Regions from separate parts of the Homo sapiens genome. Here regions 1 and 3 are each linked to region 2. Evidence: read pairs that join two places in POLR2A ChIA-PET (ENCODE). Cell type or tissue: HepG2. All regions are shown on one strand.

What was found. ChIA-PET counts read pairs that join two places held together with the same protein. Peaks named below come from ENCODE experiments on the same cell type or tissue, not always from the same donor. Only the 100,000 strongest peaks of a DNase experiment are listed, where the experiment ranks them.
Region 1: POLR2A ChIA-PET joins it to region 2 with 17 read pairs; 3 of 35 experiments call an interaction of 5 or more read pairs at or near these places.
Region 3: POLR2A ChIA-PET joins it to region 2 with 21 read pairs; 3 of 35 experiments call an interaction of 5 or more read pairs at or near these places.

The regions. Positions count from the first base shown.
Region 1 is chr16:50,537,480-50,542,479 of GRCh38, forward strand. No RefSeq gene overlaps it. Among named protein-coding and RNA genes, the nearest start is that of NKD1, 8.4 kb to the right of the region's middle. In HepG2, a CTCF peak has its summit at 3,121; DNase peaks (open chromatin) are centred at 1,912, 2,622 and 3,092; H3K4me3 peaks cover 507 bases.
Region 2 is chr16:50,465,516-50,470,515 of GRCh38, forward strand. No RefSeq gene overlaps it. Among named protein-coding and RNA genes, the nearest start is that of LINC02178, 73 kb to the left of the region's middle. RefSeq lists silencers at 2,428-2,657, 2,738-2,817, 3,028-3,087. In HepG2, no CTCF peak of the experiment used is centred here; a DNase peak (open chromatin) is centred at 2,766.
Region 3 is chr16:50,518,784-50,523,783 of GRCh38, forward strand. It overlaps LOC124903772 (a long non-coding RNA gene), which reads left to right and starts at 287. Exons shown (of 2, transcript XR_007065196.1): 1 at 287-395; 2 at 3,694-3,855. In HepG2, no CTCF peak of the experiment used is centred here; a DNase peak (open chromatin) is centred at 1,878.

The DNA.
Region 1 (5,000 bases), 72 kb after region 2:
CATTGCAGGGAGCTCTGTCACTTTGCTCCTTTGTTGCAAATGCCATTGGAAAGGCCAGTGCTGTGCTGCCTAGTGAGGTCTTCAAGGTGTTGGCCGGATGCTTGAAGAAAGTGGAAGCCATGGAAGGTTGTATTCAGGAGAGGGGCATGGCCCCTTCTGAGCATGTTTCCACTGGTGGGAGGCCATAGAGAGAATGATAAGGAAGGAGAATGAGGCCACGTGGATGACAGCTAACCCCTGCTGAGAGCCCATTCTGAGCCGTGCACTGTATGCCATTTACTGGCAAAAGAGCATGAGTAGGTGGTCAAGGTCGCCCAGCTGACAAGTGACAAAGTCAGAGCCATCACATTTCACCTGAGATTCCTCCCCAGTTGTTTCAGGCATGTTCGATTTGTTTCCTAGCAATAACTTTGCAAGGATGGTCCTACTGTCCCCATTCACAGATGGGAAAACTGAGGGCAAATGGTAGAGCCAAGTAATGAATGTGTTCTGCTTGGTCTTTACTTCTCATGGATACTCAAGGAAGGCAGCAGGTCTGGGCAAAGAAGGAAGGTGTTTCTTCACCAGAAGCAAAATTTGTGTTGGAAAAGGGATCTTAGAAAAGCCCCAGCCTCGACATTCCTGAGCTCAGCCTCAGGGCTTTATACATACTTTGATGAACACTTAATATGTTGCAATTTTTCTGTTCTACCACAGGGTCAGCGCATACAGTTGTATAGGTTATGCACTGCACAACTCATGGAGTTCCATGGCCTAAACCTGAGGGACCCATCTTGCAGTCTCTGAGATGGTGTGGAGTGGCGTCCACAGATGAGGGCTTTGCTGACAAGTAGCGGGGTTTGAATCTAGTCTTGGTTACTGGGTCGAGGAGCTTTTTCTATTCTCCTTGATCCCATTTCCTCATCTGTGAAGTGGAGATGGTATCATCATCTCTTCTCCCTCGGGGACTGTCAGGATAGCAGGAGAGAACACACGGCATATGGCCCTTTACACAGGGCCTGGTACTAGTGGGGCCTTGGTAGAGTTCAGTTTCTCATACTTCTGTCTCTCTGAGTGGACTTGAGGGCAGGCAGAGGCCCTGTCTAACTCATTCCTGCATCCCCAGCGCCCAGCGCTGTCCTTGCACGTGGGAGGGACTAGGCACCCATTTGCTAAGGGACCAGAGAAATCATGCTGGAGGCAGAGAGGGGATTTGGGGAACACTGGGGCAGCAGGCCCCAGTCCGGCATCCCCACCCCACCTTTTCCCTCTTGGAGACAGCCTGGTCTGAGTTATTTCCCTTCCCGACACTTCCCTGCCTCCAGGGCACATTTTCTCCAGGTGAGTCCACCCAGGCAGAGGGCGAAGCCAGCAGGCACAGGCTGGATTCCTGCAGAGGCGCGCATTTCATTTGGCCTGCACCATGGCTTCACATTTTTAAAATTAGTTGCCGATATTTTACAATTTGGAGATTTCACCTAGAAACCTGGATTTCCAGCTATTCTTGAAAAATCAAAAGATCTAGCAGCCCTGGGCCTGCAGCTGGCAGCTGGTGTGCAGCAGCCACTGTTCCTTTGTGTTGGGTATATGCTGCTCAGTTTGCCACCAGATCCACCTGGTCCAAGTCCCCCTCCCTTATGACTCCTGCCCTTCCCCTGGTGAACCTGCAACCCCTGGCTCTATGGAGCGCCCGGGCCATCCCACTAACCTCACAGGTCTTGGTTTGGCAAATCATGACCGTGCCAGGGTCTTTGCCTGTGGAACGAGGATCTGTGGGGGTGCCTTCCAAATGTGCCAACCAATGCTCACGACCAAGCCTTCAGTGTAACGATCTGCCCACTTTCTCCTCCTCCCCCTGCCTCCGTGAGCCAGCGAAGCTGCTGCCCTGTTTGGGGACACAAACATACACACGTTATTAGAACCTCAGATCAAAGGCGGCGTCCTACAGCCTGCCTCTCAATGGTCCCTTTGTGCAGGCGGAAGCCTGCAAGAGAGTTAGAATCCAGGGAGAACAGGAGGGGCTGGAGGGGGGCTCAAAACAAAGATACTTGTCACCCTGAGAAGTCCGCAGAAATGATGTTAAAAGAGGCGCCAGGTGGAGGATGTACCCCGGCTCGCTGCTGGAAGATGCAAATGGAGAATTCTCAGTTCTGCAGAGGAGAAGAAAACACCCCTGTCCCTTGTGGTTTCAGAGGAAGGGGTGACAGTGGCTGCCCACCCCCTCCGCCAGCAGCAGCCTGCGTCTGCCTTCCTGGCCTCGCCAGGGGTGGATGTGATACTGGCAAGGGCTTCTTGGAACGAAAAGGTGACAGTGACCTTGTCTTGGGCACAGAGTCAGAAGAAACAAAATGATGTGGGGGGGGGGCCTGGGGAAGGCCAGGGGAAGCCGTGGGGGCAGCGTCACCTCTGGCCAGATGGGCCTGTGTGTTCAGCCCTTCAGGCCTACAGCAAAGCATTTCAAAAGCCCCTACTGTGTGCCAGCCACAGTGTGATGCGAGGCAGGAGCAGAGAGGATTAACTTGGGGTCAGGACCTCAGCGGAGGCAGAGAGGGCGACGCTGTTCTAACCAGGGCATCAGAGAGAGCTAGCATCTGCTGAGGTCCCCTCGGCTGGATGCCCTACGCATTTTACACACATTGTCTCATTTATCTCTAGGGTTGGTTTGAACAAAGAAGTGCTTTGAGAGTTCAGATGTGGAGCCAGGAACCCTGCCTGCCATGGGATGCAGGGAGAGGGGGTGGCGAGCAGGTATGGAAGAGAGGGTTTTCTAGGAGGGGAACAGAAGCCAAGAGGCCGCCGTGGTGCTGGGATGCGCAGGAGGCAGGCGGAATTCACCGGTGTCTGCGGCCTGCGACACTTGCAGACCTCTCATCTTTGCAAGGCCATGGGGCTCTCTCCTTGGCCCTCTTCTGTTCTCTGTCCACAGTCATTCCCCAGGGCATCACATCCAGTGTTGGGCTTTCAATTCCATCTGCCTGCTTATGATGCCTGGGCACATATCTGCAGCCTGCAGCTTGCTTCTGTACTCTGGGCTCATAGATCCAACTGGCCACTCAATCTCACTGCCAGGACACTCAACGGTCGTCTCAAAACAACGTGCCAAATGGAGCTCCTCTTCTTCCTTGCCTGGCAGACCAGCTCCACCCGCAGGCTTCCTCATTGCAGTTCATGGCAGCTCCATCCTTGGAGTTGCTTAGGCCCCGCATCTTGGCGGCTTCCTTAGTTTCTCTGTTTCTCTCCCACTCCACGTCCAATACATTTGCTAATGCTGTTGCCTCTAATTTCAAAATACATTCAGCGTCCAACTTCTTTTACCTCCTCCACTGCCATCACCTGGTCTAAGTCGCCATCATCTCAGGCCTGGCGCCCCACCATAGCCCTGTGACCCACACTTATTCTCAACACAGCAGCCCAGTTGCTCTGGTTACTACTCTCTCTTTTTTTGAGACAGGGTCTCACTCTGTTGCCCAGGCTTGAGTGCAGTGGTGCAGTCTCAGCTCACTGCAACCTCTGCCTCCTGGGCTCCAGCAATCCTCCCACCTCAGCCTCCCTAGTAGCTTGGAATACAGACATGCATCACCATACCTGGCTACTTTTTAAAATTATTTTTTGTGGAGACAGGATTTTGTCATGTTACCCAGGCTGGCCTCAATCTTCTGGTTGCAAGGGATCAACCCACCTCAGCTTCCCAAAGTGCTGGGATTACAGGCATGAGCCACCATGCCCAGCCACAACTCTCTTCTAGTAACTCCTGTCTTTCTCCAGGAAAGCTGAAGTTTTTGATGAGACCTATAAGGGTCTCATGATCTGTCCCCGTCACCTCCAACCTCATCTTCTCCCCAATACTCCCAAACTGTGGTCTCTCTGCTCCAGAGCCGGGGGCCTCTTTGCTGTTTCCAAAACATTCCTGGCATATCCTTACCTCAGGCCCTTTGCACATGCTGTTCCCTCTGTTTCTTCCTCATTTTCAAGTCTTTGCACAAAGCTTATCCTCTCTGACCTGTCTATCTAAAATCATTAGCTCCTGCCCTGGTATTTTTTCTTTCTCTTTATCACTTGAATTTTTTCTCCCATAGACACACCACATATTTCACTGACTTATGTATTTATTGTCTGTCTTCCTCTATGAGAATATAAACTTCATGAGGATGGCATTTTTGTCTGTTTTGTGGACACAAGAGCCTGATGTAAATTAGGCGCCCAACAAATCTTCACTGAATGACATGATAAATAAAAGAGAAGCACCCACCTTTATTTCTTGGTTGCCTCCTCCCTGACTTTGGCCTCTCCATCTCCTCCCCAGCATGGCTGCTTATGCGAGGCAAGGGCAAGCTATGTAACCTTGGTTGCTTCTGAGAAGGCTTAACTTTCTAGAGCCTCCAACTGTGTGTGGTCTATACACCAGCACCATCAGCCTCACCTGGGAGCTGGTGAGAAATGACTCTCAGGCTCCACTCACACTGCATCTCAACAAGATCCCGGTGAATTCATATGCACATTAAATTCCAGGGAGCCCTCCTCTAGGCTATTTGACCCTAGCTCAAGAAAGGGGGATTAAGAGTCTTACAGGGAGGGATCCAAGGTCAGCATATACAGTTAGTCAGGGACCAGTCTGTCTGTGTCTCTCTCTCCATGGGGTTTACTATCATTGCTTTCCCCTAATGGTTCTTACTCCTGCTTCTTCCTGCTTATTTTTCAGCCCACAGCGACCCCAAGAAGCTGCTCCAACCCCTGGGACTATGGAGCTCTACAGCTGTAGAGACCACCAGGAAGTGGACTGCAGGCCCCTGGCCTCTCCATTCAGATTCTGCAAAGAGATCCTGATGGGTTGGGCCAATGGGTCAGGCATCCAGTCAGCTCTGGCTAAGGGGTGAAGGAGTCAGGTGTTACCAACGTGGTGGCAGGGGCCACCTTGAAGCTGTGTTCTGTGCCATGGAAGAAGGAAGAGGAGGAGGAAGCTAAGCTGGAAGGGAAGGCAGGTGATACAGGAAAATTAACTATGAGCTTTGCTATAGTGACCA
Region 2 (5,000 bases):
CTGAGGAGACCCCTCCATGTCCCCCAGCTAGTAAGGGACTAAGTCAGGACTCAAACCCAGGTCTTTTTTTCACAAGTCTACGTACAGCTTAAACACGTATCTCTCCCAACCCACCCAACACCCACAACTCATTTACTGTCTGCAGGCCTTATGCTTGGGACTTTTCCAAGCACCTCATTCTTCAGGCTCCTTCCCGCTGCCCCACAGGTGACCACAAGCCAGGAGAGACATGGAACCCGCAAGAAGGACAGAGATTGTGAGCTGGCCGGAAGCAGAGGACAGAGAGGAAGGGAGAGAGGACCTGAGGGCACAAGAAGGGTCATGACCCAGGGGTCCAGTGCTCTTCCTGCCTGTCTGCCAGTATCTCCAGGAATTGAGCCCCTTTCTGATTCACTCCAACCCAGGCTACTCCAGCCTGATGGTCTCCTGGACAGATGCTCTAGCTTCATTCCCCGAGGTTACCCTCTTTAGAGCTCCTGGGGCTTCCAAAAAGACTTCAGTGGCTCTCAAAGCTGAAGCCTGATGATACTTAGCTCTTGGGCATGAGACAGCCAGTAGGTTGGTATGGCAGGTGACTTGCACTCCCACCATCCTGCCTGTGTGTAAAACCCCTGCCCCTAGGCACCTCCTTGCACCTCTAGGGGACATAGCCCAGTACCTAAGCAGCCTACCTAGCCCCAGCTCCCCGCTGGGCAGAGCAAGGGCCTGAGAGGGACCCTTGGCTGCTGGATCCAGGGTGTTCAATGTACCAGGCATTGCAGGGGGAGAAAAGAGAGAGACATGGGGCCAGCTCCCTGCCCTTTGGAGCCTCGGGCCCAGGACACAGGCTCAGCAAGCCCCAAGCATGCAGGAGCAGCTGGATGCCAGCAGCCAGTGGGCTGACTAAGACTGGCAGGATCTCAGCAGAGGGAGAGGAAGCCTAGTTTCAGATCAGGAGGGCTTCCTGGAGGAGAGAGCATGAACTCAGCTTTCATTCCTGGAGCCAGAGGGCTGTGGAAACAATCAAGCAACCATGGCTACCTTCTACCAGGTATTTTGCCTGGGCCTGGCTTTGTGTCTAACCCACCTTGTTTTCCACAACCCTGCAAGGCCTTTTCAAATCCCACAGGAGAAAATAGAGCCACAGAAAGGTTATAAGAACCACACAGTTGCCCACTGACAGGGTCTAGATTGGGGCTGCCAGTTTGTGGGGGGCACACAGGCCCTGAAAAGGAATAAATCCCTCTCATTCAAGGCTGTGTATCCTTTAGTGGGAGAGAAGCACCCAGTGGGTGCGGAATGGGGACTGGAAAAGGTAGAGAAGGATTCACAAAGGAGGAAGTTTTTAACCTGGGCTCTTCAAGGATGAGTAGGAAGTTTGTCCAGGGCAGAGGAGGGCATTCCAGGAAGGAAGAACAAGTGCTGGATCTTGGAGTAGGCAAGGAGGAGCTGGTGAATGGGTTGGGTGTGACTGCGAGTGGGGAGGGAGGAAGATGAACCTGGGGGGCAGTAACTGCATGCAGTCAACACTAAAAAATTACTTATTTAAAATCAAGATGTTGCTGTTTTTTTCTTTTCTTTTTTTTTAAAATGGTTTATTGGCCTGGAACAGTGGCTCATACCTGTAATCCCAGCACTTTGGGAGGCTGAGGCAGGAGGTTCACTTTAAGTCAGGAGTCTGAGACCAGGCTGGGCAACATGGCAAAACCCTGTCTCTACAGAAAATAAAAAAGCTGGGCGTGGTGGCACACCTGTAGGCCCAGCTACTCAGGAGGCTGAGGTAGGAGGAGGATCACTCGAGCCCAGCAGTTGGAGATGGCAGTGAGCGGATATCGCATCACTGCACTCCAACCTAGGTGGCACAACAAGACCCCATCTCTATATTTTTTAAAGGTTTATTGAATGAAGGAAGGAATGACTGAATTGTGCCTCCCAGGGTCTGTTAGTACAAAACAGGAGTTCAACAAACGTTTGTTTAATGAATGAACAAAATGGATTTCCCTTGCCTAGCACATACCAGGCACTCAATAAAGATTTGCTGCACTAACCAATGCATTAATGAAGTAGTGATGCACCGCACTAACCAGTGAATGGATGAAGCAGTGATGCACCACATTAATTAGTGCCTCCGTGAAGCAGTGATGCACCACACTAACCCATGCATCCATGAAGCAGTGATACACAGCACTAACTAGTGCATCCGTGAAGCAGTGATGTATCATACTAACTAGTGCATCCGTGAAGCAGTGATACACCGCACTGACTAGTGCATTGGTGAAGTATTGATACACCACACTAACTAGTGTATCCATTAAGCAGTGATGCACCGCGCTAACTAGTGCATCCGTGAAGCAGTGATGTACTCCACTAACCGTGCACTGATGAAGCAGTGATGGCGTGGAATTAGCTGGGGCAGAGGACGCCTGTGGCCTTACAACTCGGATGGCGGTGACTGGCCGTTCCCCCACCGCCGCCCCTACCCCCAGCGGCGCGAGCTCTAACGCAGAGCAGATGGCGGGGGCGGGAGCCCGGGCGGGCGGGGCTCTGCGCCTAGGCGGCTGCAGCCGGGCCTGATTAGGTCCCCCTCCCGCTGGCGGCCGCTGGCGCTTTGAAGTGAGCCGCTGCCCGGCGGCTCCGGCCGCCTGGCCGTCCCTGCCGCCAGGCCGTCGGACCCAGGCTGGCGGCGGGGCTGGCGGCGCGTGTTGATCCAGGTGCGGGCTGGGGGCTGGGCGCGGGATCCTCTTTCCTGCAGGCCCATCTGGGACTTCAAAGCGCAGCGCGGGGCTCAAAGGCGGCCCGGGTGGGGGTGGGGCGGGGAGGGCGCTCTGGCTTCCTCCCAGGCAGCCGGCCCGGGGCCAGCGGGGGGCCTTCCACGTTAACCCCACCCCCATCCCGTGGAGCGCTTTATGGAGCGCCTACCGGGTGCCAGGCGCCGTGCGATCTGACCTCTCACACAGCTACAGAGGCAGGCGGTGCTGTGATCCCCATACTGCAGGTGAGGATCCCGGCTCAGAAAGGCCAGGGACTCGCCCGAGGCCTCAGGGCCTCTTGACACCCGGGGCCTCTCTGCAGCCCCGCCTTTCGCTTCGTTGTGGCTCTGTCTCTTGACGCTGGCATCTCCCTCTGGTGCCTTTGGGCTCTCCAATCCGAGGGCACAGCAGTTAGTTTAGTATAAACGTAGTGGCTGGCATGTCTTGAGCCCCTGCCGCATGCCGGATGTGATGGATCTGGTCACACCACCCTGCGAGGTGGGCACACCCGTTGCTGTCCTCACTTCAGAGAGGTCAAGAAACATGCCCAAGGCCACACAGCTAATAAATGCCAGAGCCACAGTTTTAAATAGGGCCTGCCGGCTCCCTAGTCCTCTCTCTGCGCATCTGATTCTGCTACGCTTCTTCCACGGAGCCCTCCTTAGGGCCCCAGCTCAGGGCTGTTTCCATCAGCAGAAGAACCAAGAGAACTCTGGTCTGCACCCTCACCAGGTCTGCACCCTCCCCACGTCTCATCCTGCTACTCAGGCGCCTGCAGCACCCCCATCACCCAGGATCTCATTACTGCACTAACCAATGTGTCCATGAAGCAAAAATGCAGAATCTCAGGCCCCACCCCAGGGCTGCGGAACGAAAATCTGCTCTTGTAATGATCCCTGGTGATTCAGTTGCAAAGTTAAAGTCTGAGGAGCACAGGGCTGTCAGGACACTTTGGCTGAAATCCCTTCATTGCCCCTGTGTGGCAACCTGTCTTTGGGACGCTGTGCCTCCTTCATCAGACTGGGAACTCCCCAAGGCAAGAGCTGAGCCTTCTCCATCAGATCAGGAGGGCTTCTAAGGCTGTGGCTGCACTTGCCCCAGCAGGCTGGGATCTCCCTAAGGACAGGGTTTGAACCTCCTTCTCCACACTTGGCCTGTAGCAAAAGCAGAGATGGTTCTAGGGCCTGGACCAGGGGCTTACCTAAAGCCCATGGTGCCTCCTCCGTCTGAATGGGAGCCTCCACAGCCAGTAATGAGTATCCTTCCTCAAACCTGGGATCTCCTATGAAGTCTGGCTGCCTTTGGGGTAGGAAGCCACCTGCAAGGAGAGGTGGCTAGTGTCTTTGCTCTCCTGTGTGTGGATGGAGCAGCACAGTGGGGAGTGTGCACCCAGCACACACCACCCTGGCACCTTCTTGACCCCCTTCTTGACCCCCTTCTTGGCCCCAGGTGTGCCTGTTAGAGGGACCTGGAGGGGTGAGGGTGAGGGAGAGGGCAGATGCCACAAGCTGGACCATGTGTGCCACCTGACACCAGGCCTCTCTGGGCACACATTTGTCCTTGTGCGTCACTGAGGGACCATTCAGGCAGCAGAAAGCCCGCGGGCGGGTGCAAGAGTGAGCCTGCTGGCAGCGGGAGAGTATTTTTAGAGCTTTGACTGACACTGACGGCCCTTTATTAAGCTGTCGCTGCCTCCACCCTGGCCCCAGCCCCTTCTGGCCCGGACAAAAAAGAAAGCTCATTGTCATTTTGTTAAGAACAGGGTCCTGGCAGCCCTTTTGCGGTCCCTTGCTGACTGGATAGGTTATTTCTTGCCGTGTCTGGGGTCCAGGCGCCCCTGCTGGCACTCCCAGCGTGCCCCGCAGCCTGACCCTTCACACATCTGGCAGTGATAAATGGCTTCAGCGTTGCTGCCATCACCTTGCACACTCTGATCCCGCTCACTTTGTTCTCCCTTTAAAGCCAGTGGGCGGATGGGGGAGGGGGCCTCTCTCTCTTCTTCCCTTTCTCCATCAGCCGTCTCCTGGATACTTGCAGGCCTGTGCTCTGATACCACTTGAAAGGGACCGAGACACTCAGTTATCTGGTCTGGGAAGTCCAGCCTGAGAGTTGTCTGTGCTGACTGGTAGAGTTTGGGAGGGTGGGAGTACACGCCTATGTGTGGATGTATGTGCACGTGCATGAGTACTGTGTGCATGTGTGACTGTGCTCGTGTGTGTGTGTGTGTGTGTGTGTGTATTTGGGGATGTATCAATATGTGTTCCTTTTAAC
Region 3 (5,000 bases), 53 kb after region 2:
ATTATTCCCACTTTATAAATAGGAGAAACTGAGGTTGAATAACTTTTTTGAAAGCACAGAGCCAGATCTTACTCTGCTTACATGGGGGATTATACAGCTGCAACAGCATAATCTCTCAAGTCAACCTGCACAGAAAAGAATGCATCATAGGCAAGGTACAGGGTGATATCAAATGGCCAGTGATAGAGGAGAAATGGACTTTGGGAGGGTCTGGATATAGAGAGCCAACTTTGGCCTTGGAGTCTGTTTCTCTCTGCACGTCAGCTGCATCTTTCTTTCCTTTCAGACATACCTCACTTGCCTGTGGTCCAGTTTGGATAGTCCCAGCACAGCTTTACAGGAATAGGCCCCAAACCGAACTTCCAAGGAGGAAGGATCTGATCGGCTCAGCTTGGGTAAAGTGTCTGCCCTTGGTCCAGGTGGCTGTTTCCAGGGAGGGTGGAGTAGGGAACTATAAATAAGGCTGTGGGGGAGGGGGACAGAGGTCAAGCCCCGAGTAGAAGGTGTGTTCTCTGAGCAGACACCTCCCTATTGTGTAGGGCAACCTGAGGCTCTGAGAAATAATTTGTCTAATATCACCCAGCTCACGATGGACCCAGAATGGAACCACTTCCTGAGGTTTTTGAGTCAGGCAGACCTGGGTCTCAACCTTGGCCATACTGTGTAACCTTGGGCAAGTCCTTGAGCCCCCAAAACCTTAGTTTTCTCTATTCTAAAATCTAGAAAATATAAACTGCCGCATAGGATTGTTGTGTAGTGTAGATAATGTCCACTCAGCTCCCCACACGTAATAGACTCTAGTGTTAGCATCAGGCATCTCTAGGTTATGGGATGGCAGCTCGTTGGGCTTTTCTTTCCCACAATAGCTATATTGACCATAATTTCAAAATAAGAGAGAACGAATAAGTGTTCATTCCTTTTGTCTTGTACTTCTTGCATCTTGAGTCTATTATTAACCTCTGTGTGACCACCCAGCAGCTATTTGAATGCCACAGGGCCTCAATTTTCCCATCTGTAAAATGGCACAGTCATTCCCCACTCCCAATCATCTCCAGTGGCAGAGGTGAAGTTCTGGTGGGCCCAGGGATATGAAAGAAGACACCTCAAGGGAAACAATAATTTATTGCAACAGTTAAGAAAGAAAAAAAAGCCTGCATAGGGCTGAAAACTGGTTGGCTCTTTCTCTAATAGAGGTCCAGTATTGCCAGACATTCCGATTTTTTTTTTTTTCTGGAGACAGAATCTCGCTCTGTTGCCCATGCTGGAGTGCAGTGGCATAATCTTGGCTCACTGCAACCTCCACCACCTAGGTTCAGGCAATTCTCCTGCCTCAGCCTCCTGAGTAGCTGAGATTACAAGCATGCAGCACTATCCCCAGCTAACTTTTGTATTTGTTTTAGTAGAGATGGGATTTCACCATGTTGGCCAGGCTGGTCTCAAACTCTTGACTTTAAGTGTCACCCGCCCCAGCCTCCCAAAGTGCTGGGATTACAGGTGTGAGCCATCATGCCTGGCTACATTCTGATTTTTGAAAAGAAATTAGAAAGTATTTTATTTCTTTAAGAAATATTCAAATATCTGATATTTTTTCTCAATCTTTTAAAGTGTTTGAATATTCAAATTGATATTTAAATTAAAAATCATCATGGGGGCAAATAAGGCATTCCCTGGGGCCACCTTTTGAGACAACTCTTCAAAGGGAGGCAGGGAAATTTGGGGTCTTGCTTTGAAAGCTGTTCCCCACTCAAGCTCTGGTCCAAGCCTCTGACCAGGCTACAGAATTCCTGACCTCCACCGTCCCCACCGGAAGCCTCCTCCCTGCCTGGTGCCAGGGATGACTTCAGCTGGAAGACAAAGGGGCCTTCATGTTCAAAGGCCGGCAAGACGGTTCATCCTCTATCCTCCACAAACAAACAGGGTGGCTTTGATCTGGGTGGGGGTGGAGGCAGCAGCTCCAATTAGGAGATCAGCCCGTGTCTGGGCTAAAGAATGTTTGTAATAAAATAAAAGATCTAAGTGGCTGTAATGAAGGGTAATAGAAAAATGGTGTCACTCGGGATTCTCTCTGTGTTGCTCCATTTGAAGTGGATTAACTGACTGGTACAGGAGAGGGGACTAGGGGCCAGTCCCCAGAGCCTCTCCAAGCCTTCATCCTGACCTCTGCTCTGGGGTTGAGTGGGCACTACTGGGTGCACTCAGGAAGGAAGCTAGGAGAGACAGCATGACCCTATTTTCTTTTCTTTCTTCTCTTTCTTTCTTTCTTTCTCTCTCTCTTTCTCTTTCTTTCTTTCTTTCTCTCTTTCTCTCTCTCTTCTTTCTTTCTCTCTCTTTCTCTGTCTCTCTCTTTCTTCTTTCTTTTTCTCTCTTGCTGTCTCTCTTTCTTTCTCTCTCTTTCTTTTCTTTCTCTCTTTCTCTCTCTCTTTCTTTCTCTTTCTCTGTCTCTTTCTTCTTTCTTTTTCTCTCTTGCTCTCTTTCTTTCTCTCTCTTTCTTTCTTCTTTCTCTCTCTCTCGCTGTCTCTCTTTCTCTTTCTTTCTTTCTTTCTCTCTCTTTCTCTTCTTTCTTTCTTTCCCTTCCTTCCTTCCTTCTTTCCTTCCTTCCTTCCTTCTTTCCTTTCTTTTTTTCTGAGACAAGGTCTCTTTGTGTCACCCAGACTTGCGTGTAGTAGTGCAATCATGGCTCACTGTCACCTCAACCTCCTGGGCTCAAGCGATCCTCTCACGTCAGCCTCTCAAGTAGATGGGACCAGGCATGCGCCATCATGCCCAACTGATTTTTAATTTTTTTGTAGAGATGGGGTCCTGCTATTTCGCCTAGGCTGGTCTTGCATTCCTGGGCTCAAGCGATCCACCCACCTTGCCTCTGGAGGTGTTGGGATTACAGGCACGGTGGCTCGTGCCTGGCCAGACCTTCTTTTCTGAAGCATGAAACTCCTCACCTTTGCAGACACAGCCACTTCCACCCTCCTTCACTTGACACATTTAAATCAAGGTGGTCCCCAGTGACTCTCCTTTGGGGAAAGATGTTCCTGCTGTTCCTGGCTTTTGTTATCCTGCTGTGAGGTTGCTTCACTCTTGGAGCCTACTGCATGGAGTTCAGTCTTGCATTACAGCAGGGCTTGGGCTATTTCCTGCTACAAACTCTTTCTTTGAGGGCAGGAACCCTTGTGGATTGAGGATGGCACAGTTCTTCCTCAGCTTTTACATCCACTGGACTCAGTGTGGAGGAAGCTTGCAGGAAAGACTTTGAGTTAGAGTCAACGGTTTGATATGCAAACTTACAAAAAAGGAGGCACAGAGGTGGTATCTCCAACATGCCAACTGCTTTGTGTTCATTATCAGGACTGACACATATGGTTGCTCAGATTGTGCACTGCACAATCACCAGGTATGCCTTCTACAGCTTAGGGAATGATTCCTTTCATCATTCCATTTATCTTCATGATAATGCTGCGAGGCAGTCATTTGGCTCTCAAATGAGGAAACTGAGGCTCCAAGGGGCTGAATGATATCCCCCAAAAAAGATGACTGAACTAGGAATATGGAGCCTTCTGGACCCCCTGAAGCTCTCGTGTCACCACATCGGGCTGCAATGCTGAGTATGTATTTAGTGCTGAAATGCACAGTGCATGTGTACACTAACCCCTTATACATCCTGATGAGGTGGTGAAAGTCATTATTATCTCTGTGTTACAGATGAGGAAGCGGAGGGAGAGTGGACTGGAAGGAACTTGACCCAGGATGCTGAGTAAGCAGAGCTGTGAATATTTGAGTTCAAGCAGTTGGGCTCCCAAAGCCGGTGATGTTAACCCTAAGCACCTTGTCATCATTATAATAGTAATACTTCATTTCTAGCTACTCAGTCTGATATGTTTTTCTTCCTTTTAAATTGGCGATTGCATTCACTGGAGAAAGCCTGGGGAGACAACATTTATTCTGTCCCAGACCATATTTGTCCCTTCCAAGTGGACAAATAATAAGTCCACTAATTATTGTCCTGCTGAGGGACAAACAAGAAGTCCCTCTAGGACTTACCGGGGTGTAGGGTCTTCTCCCTTCTTGGTTCCCTAATCATCCAGCACCCCTCTCCCCAGGAGCCACCTGCAGATGAGTCCTTTCTGTTCTAGAGGCAGCAGGAGCCATCCCCACTCTCTCTCCCTCCCTGTGAGAGGGTCATGCTTCCAGGGAAACTCCCTGAGCACACACACACTGTCTGGATTTATCCACCATATATAGAATTGAGGGCAGGCCTTTCTTGACATGGAATTCTTTTATTTTTAATTTTTTGTTTCTAATTATTAGCTGCAGTTAATTTGGTATGACATAACATCCATTGCTTCTAAATTACCAGTGAGTAGATATAGTTTGGACATTAGCCTCATTCTTATCTAATCAGTGACACGAGAAGCAACATTTTAAAGACAATAAGGGACCAGGTATGATGGCTCACGCCTGTAATCTCAGCATTTTGGGAGGTTGAAGAGGGAGGATTGCTTGAGCCCAGGAATTTGAGATCAGCCTGGGCAACATGGCAAAACCCTGTCTCTACAAAAACTTTAAAAATTAGCTGGGCATGGTGACACTCACCTGTGATCCGAGCTGTTCAGGAGGCTGAGGCAGGAGGATCACTTGAGCCCAGGAATTTGAGGTTGCAGTGAGCTATGATCATGCCACTGCACTCTAGCCTGGGCAACAGAGCCAGACCCTGTCTCAGAAAAAAAAAAAAAAAGACAGTAGAGAGAATCCCAAGGAAGCAACCATCTTCCATCCTCCTAGTGGCTGGAAGAGGGAGACAATCCAAGGAAGGGCAGTTCTGGATTTGTGACTCTGATTTAGCTCTTGAAACAGGAGGTCACCGAGCCTAGGAGGTTGAACCAGTTCTTGGCTGAGCAAGGACAATCAAATCAGGAGGTCTCCCTGGAGGCACCTTTGGAGACACACATGTGTTTTTCTGGCCACAGACTTTTAAAATCCATCTTGCTTTTGAATTAGGTTCATGAAGT